2 separate regions of the Homo sapiens genome follow, and region 2 is linked to region 1. Evidence: read pairs that join two places in POLR2A ChIA-PET (ENCODE). Cell type or tissue: OCI-LY7. All regions are shown on one strand. Each heading gives the region's core, and the rest is flanking DNA. Links, peaks and the distances in the headings are about the cores only.

Evidence for each region. Peaks named below come from ENCODE experiments on the same cell type or tissue, not always from the same donor. Only the 100,000 strongest peaks of a DNase experiment are listed, where the experiment ranks them.
Region 2: POLR2A ChIA-PET joins it to region 1 with 26 read pairs; 2 of 35 experiments call an interaction of 5 or more read pairs at or near these places.

Annotation. Positions count from the first base shown.
Region 1 is chr1:24,536,171-24,541,551 of GRCh38, reverse strand. RCAN3 (RCAN family member 3) reads right to left here. Exons shown (of 5, transcript NM_013441.4): 5 at 512-5,381. It overlaps NCMAP-DT (NCMAP divergent transcript), which reads left to right. Exons shown (of 3, transcript NR_109781.1): 3 at 1,676-2,278. Among named protein-coding and RNA genes, the nearest start is that of NCMAP-DT, 17 kb to the left of the region's middle. RefSeq lists enhancers at 199-493, 5,004-5,093, 4,920-5,381. In OCI-LY7, for the core only: no CTCF peak of the experiment used is centred there; a DNase peak (open chromatin) is centred at 4,841; H3K4me3 peaks cover 1,876 bases; H3K27ac peaks cover 3,209 bases.
Region 2 is chr1:24,679,809-24,685,189 of GRCh38, reverse strand. No RefSeq gene overlaps it. Among named protein-coding and RNA genes, the nearest start is that of SRRM1, 39 kb to the right of the region's middle. RefSeq lists an enhancer at 1,158-1,452. In OCI-LY7, for the core only: no CTCF peak of the experiment used is centred there; no DNase peak of the experiment used is centred there.

The sequences.
Region 1 (5,381 bases), core at 162-5,161:
GCTGAGCTCTCACAGGGGTTGAACTCAGGTCCCCATTCTTCCCCCAGCCCCTTGAAAAGGAGCAGCTTTGTTTACCTTTCCTTTTTGTAATAGTTTTACATTGGCTTTGTGTAAGATTTCATTTGAACAAAGAGCAGAGTCCTATGGCTTAAAAATAAGTATTCGAAATCCCACTGCACTAGATAACCTCTACTGTCATTTATAGTTCCACATTTTGGAGATTTTTTTTTTTTAACCGAGACAAAAAGTAAGTCTTTACCCGGAATAAATCATTTTTAACCAAAGGGGAAACCAGGGTAAAAGGTTTCTTGGGGAAGAGCTGAAAGTGCAGTGGTTATTTACAGAGTGAGCAGTGACTCACCACCTTGAACTCTGGCACTGCACGGCATTAATGTTCAACAGGACTCTTGTGAAAGGAACAAACACAATATTGCACTTCTCTGTCTTATTAGCTAAATGTAAGTGATGCGTATTGAAAATACTACACACAAAAAAACTCAACTCAATGGACTGATTTAAAAATAGTTACTAACTTTATTTGTATTCGTTTTAAAAACAGAACTTGTTACAGGTAATCACGAAGCTTCCAAAAAAAAATTACATTCTGCTTTTGTCATCTTGATAGGACAAGGAATGTTTAGATGTCCTTAAAACACAGGGTAAAGTTGACAAATAACAAACTACTACAAACTATGGATTGTCACTTCAAGCACACTAAAATGTGGAATACATGTACATAAATTACTGACCAGTTTTTTGCAATACAAAGAGTATGCACTACAGCTTATATACCATAAAGGTAACATGCCCCAAAATATAACAGAAGATCACAAACACGTTCGGAGAAAATAATAACTTTGACTCTTGGGTTCAATTAAGATTGAAGTGAAATGATTGGGAAAGTTTTCTGAAACTTGAAGGGCACGCACATTATAGCAGAACCGTCAATCAACAATCACGTGGGGTTGAAAAGCAGCAAGAAGAATATGGCACGGTAACAGGGGTAACCACCTTTCTCTCTCCTCAGTCCCCAATTTGAGTTAGGAAGATTGAGGACTAAACAGAAAACAGTATTTAAAAACATGTATTATCTGCATAGATAGAAATCTTCCATTACGATGAGAGTGAACATTCGGTCAAAGCTATGCAGGAGTGCCAAGAGTCTGCAGGATATGATTCTGTTTCAAAAGGAAATATATAGGTTTACATCCAGACAGACCACATAACGAATTTAGTGAAAGATCTTTACGCTGTTATTTAAGTGGGTAGAGACGCTGACTCAGCCCCAGGTTAGTTCTTGACCTTGGCTAAAAACTCTACTTTGAACGTGATGATTTTTATAATCTTTGTCAGTGAACCCAGCAGTTGTTGCTTTCAGTTGTCTTATGGATTGTACATTTGGTAATAAGAAAACAGTCTCCAAATGATTAACATTTTCCCCTGATTCACAATGAAACAACGGCATTCTGACGAAGATGATCCATACACCGAGGGGAGTTTAAAAGACAAATAAGTATTCAGCGAATTGTAGGACAAGGTTCATAAATCTTTTAAAACTTTTTAAATAGTGAGTTTCTGTAACATGGACTTACAGCTCCAGCTAGGAAGCAACTATTGCCCCATCTTTTGTTCCTTTATATTGTCACCCCAATTATAAATAATTTGTTTCTTTTAGTACAGGAAGATATAAATGCAAATGTGCAAAAAAAGGAAGAAGGAAAGATGGACCAAGTTCACCTGTTTGGTACGTACAGGGTCCACAGCTCTGCAGAAAGGGGAGAAACCTGGTAGACAGAGGGCCTGACGCACCATAGCATTGAGCACATTTTCCACTGCTTAATTATGTGTGAGATTTTCCCTTTTAAAATAAATCTATGGTCTGTGAAATAGTCTGTATAAAAATATGAAGCCTTGAATAGGCCAGTCATAGCAGTTCCGTCTTGAATAGAACTCAATTTTACAAGCACGGAGTGAGAGTATCATTCCACTGCAAACTCTTTTATTTCCACAACATATTAGATCTCATTCTGCTTTAGTAGAGTTACCTCTTAAGTACGACTATTAGTCATTTCATTAATATGAAAATCTGGGAAGGCCCACATAAAATACCAACATAATTGCTGGCTACCAAGATAAAATTATTTAGGCAGATTCCAGCCCCAATGGTTCAATGATAACAAAACTACAAAACATGGGACATCAAATTCATTAATAAAATTATTAAGTCACCTCTTCCATCGAATGATGAGATTTTTCTTATTCACTGTTTCCCATCAGGGAAAAAAGAATCCTCCCACCTCATGCCTTTTTTTTTTTCTGATGCCAGGAATTAGTATTCATTGCCTCTTTAAGAGGCCAATGCAAAAAAAGGTAGAAAAAGCCCTAGCCCAGGAGTTGGGATTGCCAGTTGTAGTCCCTGGGTTGCCTTGCTGGGGGTGCCTAAGTCAGTGCCATAACCTCAGTTTTTCTAATCTGTGTAACATGGGGATAGAGTATATGATTTCCAAGGTCACTTTCACCTCTGTGATTGAGCCTCTAAGAAAGCCAAATCTTTTCACTTTGTAATCATGACATTTTTAAAAGATGGAGTTAATATGAATGGGAAACTTTTTTTTTTTTGAGCCAGGGACTTGCTATGTTGCCCAGGCTGGTCTTGAACTCCTGAACTCAAGTGATCCTCTCACCTCAGCCTCTCAAATAGCTGAGACTACAGGCACACACCACTGCACCTGGCTAAAGACTATATTCTTAAAGAATAAAAGTACTGCACTTCACCTCTATCTCCTGGTATCTCTTCAATTCAAACACACCATTAATGACTACAATATTTTATTTAAGGCCGGGCGCAGTGGCTCACGCCTGGTTAATCCCAGCACTTTGGGAGGCCAAGGCAGGCGGATCACTAGGTCAGGAGATCGAGACCATCCTGGCTAACGTGGTGAAACCCCGTCTCTACTTATAAAAAAAAAAAAAAAAAAAATTAGCCGGGCGTGGGAGCGGGCGCCTGTAGTCCCAGCTACTTGGGAGGCTGAGGCAGGAGAATGGCGTGAACCCGGGAGGCGGAGCTTGCAGTGAGCCGAGATCACGCGGCTGCGCTCCAGCCTGGGCGACAGAGTGAGACTCTGTCTCAAAATAAATAAATAAATAAATAAAAATAAAAAATAAAAAATATTTTATTTAAACCTTTATGTTGAACTTAAAAGTTCCTTGAAGCTTTGCTTTGGCTCTTAATTACTGGTATGTTTTTGAGTACAACATTTTGAAGAAGCAGAATGTGAAAAGACTAATTTGCTTTCCAGCTGAGTTTTAGTTCTCGAAGGCAATGGAACTGTTGCTATCCACTTCTGCCTCTTAGTACCTTAAACCTCAGAGATGCTCACTGGAACACTTTTTACATGGATTTGTCTTTGGTTTCATCAGGTGAGTGTGCTACAAAAATCTAGAACCTAAGAGCCAATGCAGCGTCGGTTCTGTGACTATCCTTGTTAAGTGTTACGGTTTTCTAATCCTTCACAAATGTTTTTTTCCCAACACAAAGCACCATTATCTTTCCTCACAATTTTCAACATAGTTTGATTCCCATGAAGAGGTTATGATTTCTAAAGAAAACATGGCTACTATACTATCAATCAGGGTTAAATCTTTTTTTTTTGAGACGGAGTTTCGCTCTTGTTGCCGAGGCTGGAGTGCGATGGCGTGATCTCGGCTCACCGCAACCTCCGTCTCCCGGTTCAGGAAATTCTCCTGCCTCAGCCTCCCAAGTAGCTGGGATTACAGGCATGTGCCACCATGCCAGGCTAATTTTGTATTTTTTAAGTAGAGACAGGATTTCACCATGTTGGTCAGGCTGGTCTTGAACTCCTGACCTCAGGTGGATCCACCCACCTTGGCCTCCCAAAGTGCTGGGATTATGGTGTGAGCCACCACACCTGGTCCTATCAGGGTTAAATCCAAGTAATAACTCAATTTCAAAAAAATTGCAGAAAAGCCTATTAAAAGAAAAAAAAAACCATGAGACTTATCTCTTGTAAATTTGTTACATGAACTAGATATTAAACAGCCAAAAAAGGACAGCGATGATAGTATCTGTTAAGATCCTGGTTCATTTCACAATATGAAAAAGTTGATGGGTACTTAGTAGCTTTTTTAAAAAAATTCATTTTATTATATTATACTAGAAAAATGAAAATATTAATACTTTCCATTCAGAAAAGCTTAAATGACTCGTCTCTAATTTTGGTTTAAAGTTTTCTTCAATTTATTCAAGGCTCTCAAAAAAAAAATAGAAAAGCACTGTAATTTGCACTGCTTGACTGTAAAATGTTTTATGTGTTAGGAATAGAATATTCTTTAATGGGCAGGCAGAGAATGAAAGCCAAGCCAAATAACAAAATCTCATGGGTTTTGATCACTTAGAAAATTACAGTGAATCAATATTACCTAAAAGGAAATTCAAAAAATTCCCAATTGTTGATAATACATGTCTCCTGGCATACAGGGTCCATCTTGCAGTAAAAAATGGGCACAATGCTGAGTTCAGAACTGCAGAGTAAATTTATTGGGTGGTTGTCGGTTAAAATGACAAATGATGATCTGAATTCAATACATTAAATTGCTGATAGAATTGCAAATTTCAACTGAATTTACATTGAGGCCTAGCAGTGGTAGTTGGCTACAACTGGAACAGTTTATCACCTCAGGGTATTTGAGGGCAAGGAAGATACAGAAAAAAAAAAAATTAGGGGTATGCAACACAGTTTAAGTGCTCAGAAATAAATTTTACCACAGTGAGAACGAAACCACAATGACATGTTACTAACACTGTGCAGACGTCATGGTTGAATGCCTGCGTTCTGTTCCTTCCTGGTGGCAGCCGCCTTGGTTCATTAGTTCTCATGTTTGCAGCTCCTTCACATGCCCCGGAGCTTCCCAAGTGTGCCACTCAAAGGAAACAGCACAGTGAGTGGAGGCCAGCAGACCCACCCGGCCCAAAACAGAGCCTTCTCAGTTATGAGACTTTTCTACAGAAGGGACTTCAAAGTCTAAACAGACCAGAGAGAGTTAAAAAGATCCTGCTGCTTCTTAGGGAAGTTCAAAGGTACATTCTGACACCTAAGTGGGAAACAATTCTGTTTTAGGAAAAGTGCCAACTGCAATCCGGGTACAAAATTTCAACAAAAAGAAAAGTAAAACTGAATGATCTCCCCCTCATTCCCTAATTCATAGAAAAATAGTAGGTGTGACTTTTGTTTCAAAGCAAGCTGAAAAATGGTTAAATGGACAATTTACAAATGGTCTTCAGAAAACCTTATCATTACCTTTTCTAGTTGAAAGTCCATGAATGACATACATAAACGTACACATCATAGCCAAAAAACTCA
Region 2 (5,381 bases), core at 91-5,090, 140 kb before region 1:
TGGGATTACAGGTGTGAGCCACCGCGCCTGGCCCAGATCAGTGGTTTTCACTTTTTTTTTTTTTTTTGGCTAGGTCCTACTAGTGGCTCTATTTTACAGAGAAAGTTTGAACTATAACTTCCTCCTAAGGACTCTGCAGGCCAGTTTAAAAACTGGCAGCCTAGATATCTATAAAGTAGATAGTTTTGATTTTGTTAATTATAAATCGCATTAGAATACTTTTTTTTTTTTGAGACGGAGCCTCACCGTGTTACCCAGGCTGGCATACAGTGGTACAATCTCGTCTCACTGCAAACTTCACCTCCCGGGTTCAAGCAATTCTCCTGCCTCTGCCTCCTGAGTAGCTGAGATTACAGGCGCTTGCCACCACACCTGGCTAATTTTTGTGTTTTTAGTAGAGACAGGGTTTCACCATGTTGGTCAGGCTGGTCTTGAACTCCTGACCTCATGATCTGCCCACCTCAGCCTCCCAAAGTGCTAGGATTACAGGCGTGAGCCACTGTGCCTGGTCTAGAATATTTTTTATTTTATTTTTATTTTTATTTTTTTTGAGACAGAGTCTTGCTCTGTTGCCCAGGCTGGAGTGCAGTGGCGCGATCTCGGCTCACTGCAAGCTCCGCCTCCTGGGTGTCAAGTAATTCTCATGCCACAGCCTCCCAAGTAGCTGGGACTACGGTGTGTACCACCGCGCCTGGCTAATTTTTGTATATATATATATTTTTGGTAGAGATGGGTTTTCACCATGATGGCCAGGCTGGTCTCAAACTCCTGGCCTCAAGTGAACCACCTGCCTCAGCCTCCCAAAGTCCTGGGATTAGAGGCATGAGCAACCATGTCCAGTCTAGAATACATTTAATATTGCAACCCCATACACACACACACACACACATACATGAATATATATACACGATCCATGAAACAATACTTAACCCGCTATATGCGATTCAGACTCAAGTTTATTGTTTTCTTTTTCTTTTAATGCTAGTTGTGATACATTAAATTTTACAATTCACTCATGGGTCTCAACCTACAGTCTGTGAAACACTTCCTTAAGGTAGCTTCCAGCTAAGGAGTTTACAATTCTACTGATATTAAGTTGTTCCCGTCGTTCCTCCTGCCCCATCTGGTGAGAGGTATCCATAGCCCTCTGCAAACAGGGTGCTTCTCTTGGGACTCAGCACCCATCAGCTCCTCCTCTCTGATAGACATGAAATATAAGGGTCAGCATCTTGGCAGAAACCCCGAGAGAAAAAAAAAAAAAAAAGCTCGGGGCAGTCTGAGCTATGTGAGTCATGCAACATTTATCAAGCTCACAGATATAGGAGCATGGGACTTTAGTCATCCCTCTTCCCCACAACCCCATGCTCCGGGGCAACTGTTCAAAGGCATTTTGTTCCTGACTAGCTGCCTCACCCACTATCTTCATGCTCTTGGAATCTGTGATACAAAGAACAATGTACGGCCAATCAAGAACTAATTTTTTTTTCTTTGAGACGGAGTCTCACTCTGTTGCTCAGGCTGGAGTGCAGTGGCCTGATCTCACTGCAACCTCCGCTCCCCCGGTACAAGCGATTCCCCTGCCTCAGCCTCCCGAGTAGCTGGGATTACAGGAGTGCACCACTGCGCCCAACTAATTTTTGTATTTTTTAGTAGAGATGGGGTTTCACCATGTTGAGCAGGCTGGTCTTGAACTCCTGACTTCATGATCTGCCCGCCTCGGCCTCCCAAAGTGCTGGGGTTGCAGTCATGAGCCACCGCGCCCGGCCCCTATTTTTATTTTGGTTTTTTTTTAAGACAGTCTTGCTCTGTCGCCCAGGCTAGAGTGCAGTGGCATGATCTTGGCTCACTACAAGCCTCCCAGGTTCAAGCAATTCTCCTGCCTCAGCCTCCTGAGTAGCTGGGATTACAGGCACGTGCCACCACACCCAGCTAATTTTTGTATTTTTAGTAGGTATGGGGTTTTGCCATGTCGGTCAGTCTGGTCTCAAACTCCTGATCTTAGATGATCTGCCCGCCTCGGTCTCCCAAAGTGCTGGGATTACGGGCACGAGCCACTGTGCCCGACTGAGCTTATGTGATAGATGTAATAAATTCTTGGTAAACAATTTCAGAACTGCCTCTTCTTTATTCCTTCAAGAGACCCATTTGTAACTGCTGCTAATTGGAGTGTATATTTAGGACAACCTGAATCTATCCTCTTGGGTAGCCAACCTCAAGCTCTGGGCTCTGTACGTAGTCTTATTTTTTGAATCTCGTTATTCAAGCTTGACATTCTTATAATTATGAAAGCCTGCCAACCTGCTACATATTGACAAACATGAAACGTTTTTGCCAAGAGCTTTGGAAAAACCTGTACTTCAGATCCTACTGTGAACCCAAAGTGTCTGAGACAGGTCTCAATCAATTTAGAAAGTTTATTTTTGCCAAGGTTAAGGATGTGGCCATGGCAGCCTCAGGAGGCCCTAATGACACGTGCCCAAGGTGGCGTGGGTACAGCTTGCTTTTATGCATTTTAGGGAGCCATGAGACATCAGTCAATACGTGTAAGATGTACGTTCAGTCTGGAGAGGCAGGACAACTTGAAGCAGGGTACAAGAGGAGGTTCCAGGTGATAGGTAGATAAGAGACAAAAACAGTTGCATTCTTTTGAGTCTTTGATTAGCCTTTCACTGAATATACAATTTATATGTGACAGGAAAGTAGAGAAATAGTCACCTATGTTTTAGTTTGGCTCAGTGAATATACATTTTTACATAAAAAAAATAGGGCAGAGGGGCTGGGTGCAGTGGTTCACGCCTGTAATCCTAGCACTTTGGGAGGCCGAGGCCGGCAGATCACTTGAGGCCAGGAGTTTGAGACCAGCCTGGGTAACATGATGAAACCCCATCTCTATTAAAAATACAAAAAATTAGCTGGGCATGGTGGTATATGCCTGTAGTCCCAGCTGCCTGGGAGGCTGAGGTGGGAGGATCGCTTGAACTCCGGAAGCAGAGGTTGCAGGGAGCTGAGATTGCACCACTGCACTCCAGCCTGGGCGACAGAGGGAGACCCTGTCTCAAAAAATAAAATAAAATAAAATAAATAAAAGAGGGCAGAGGAAGCAATCAAATATGCATTTGTCTCAGGTGGCCAGTGGGATGACTGTCTCTCCCGCACCTGTGAAGACGAGCCATCAATTTACATTGCCAGGGTGAAATTCATCATAACTGTTTTATAGTAAAGATGTTGAGTAACTGTTTTATAGTAAAGATGTTTTATAGTAAAGTAAAGGAATTTCCTCGTGGGCACATTGTGAGGGAGGTACGTCGCTTTTTTATCTTTGCAGCTATCTCATTTAGAAATAAAATGGGAGGCAGTTTTACCTGATGCAGTTCCCAGCTTGACTTTCCCGTCGGCGTAGTGATTTTTGTGTCCCGAGGCTTATTTTCCTTTCACGCTACCAATTCATCAAACTAGGAGCACAGCAATAACTGAGTCCCTAAGAGCCAAAGGGCAACGTTCGGTATGAACTAAGATGGGTCTTTCAAATCAAAAATATGGGAATCTTAGAGTTGATCTTGCAGGATTGAGCAGAGTTGGGGCCTCAAAATACGCCTGCCTGTATGTAGAAGGATCGCTCGATTCTGGGAGGTGGAGTTTGCGGTGAGCCAAGATTGAGCCACTGCACTCCAGCCTGGGCAAAAGAGTGAGACCCTGTCCAAAAAGAAAAAAAAAAGCCTGCAGGGTGGGTGACTCACATATGTAGTCCCAGCACTTCAGGAGGCCAAGGCAGAATTGCTTGAGGCCAGGAGTTCAAGATCAGTCTGGAAGACATAAAGAGACCCCTTCTCTATAAAAAAATTTTAACACAATTAGCCAGGCAGGCCAGGTGTGGTGGCTCACGCCTGTAATTCCAGCACTTTTGGAGGGTGAGGCGGACAGATTGCTTGAGCTCAGGAGTTTTGAGACCAGCCTGGGTAACATGGCGAAACCCCTTCTCTATTAAAAATACAAAACATTAGCTCGGCATGGTGGCGTGCACCTGTGGTCCCAGCTACTTGGGAGGCTGAGGCAGGATGATCCTTTGAACCCAGGAGTTCAAGGTTCAAAGTACAGTGAACTATGATCATGCTGCTGCACTCCAGCCTGGGTGACAGAGACCCTGTCTCTAAAAAAATAAAAAATTAATGCCATGCAATTTTCAACTTCTAAACTTGGATTTCTTGGGATAATAAGCTACACCCTAAACCCCAGTGTTTTCCTAACAACCACACATTTGGGTGGTGTTTCTATATCCACTTTTTTTTTTCTTTTCTAAGACAAGGTCTCGTTCTGTCACCCAGGCTGGAGTGCAGTGGTGTAAATATGGCTCATTGCAAGCCTCGACCTCCCAGGCTCAAGTGATGTTCCTGCCTCAGCCTCCCAAGTATCTGGGACTATAGGCACACACCACTATGCCCGGATAATTTTTGTATTTTTTGTAGAGACAGGTTTCATCATGTTGCCCAGGCTGGTCTCAAACTCCTGGGCTCAAGTGATCCACCTACCTTGGCCTCCCAAAGTGTTGGGATTATAGGTGTGAGCCACTATGCCGCACCCTACATTCACTATCTTATGTGACTGTTATAATATTAGAAGTTGGACAGGTATATTGAGGAATTTTTTTTTTTTTTTTTTTTTTTTTTTTTTGAGACAGAGTCTTGCTCTGTCACCCAGGCTGGAGTGCAGTGACACAATCTCGGCTCACTGCAACCTCTGCCTCCCAGGTTCAAGCGATTCTCCTGTCCCAGCCTCCCAAGTAGCTGGGACTACAGGCGTGCACCACCACGCCCATCTAATTTTTGTATTTTTAGTAGAGACGGGGTTTCACCATGTTGGCCAGGATGGTCTTGATCTCCTGACCTCGTGATCCACCCGCCTCGGCCTCCCAAAGTGCTGGGATTACAGGCGTGAGCCACCGTGCCCCACCGAAAATATTGGGTTCTTTATCAGATGGTAGGAGGGACAATATTAATTAGAACTGCACCTACCAGTTACCTTGTCACACTCTCCCTGAGTCTCCTGATCCTGTTTATAAAATGGGAACACATTTTGGTTTGGCCATAATTCCCTATTCTCAACCTCCACATATGAGTATGAGAGTACTACAAATATCATCAGCTCCACTCTACGGACTCTGAGTCCAGCCCTGGATCTAATCCTATAGCCACAACTTCAGAAACATGCTCATGCAGATACAAATCAGCTTAAAGTGGCATTGAGGAATACCAGCACATGAACAGATGCTCACCATCACCAGCCATGTGGCAAATGCAAATCAAACACAGTGAGATAGCACTTCACGCCCACTAGGATGGTTATAATCAAAATGACAGATAATGACAAGTATTGACAAGGACATG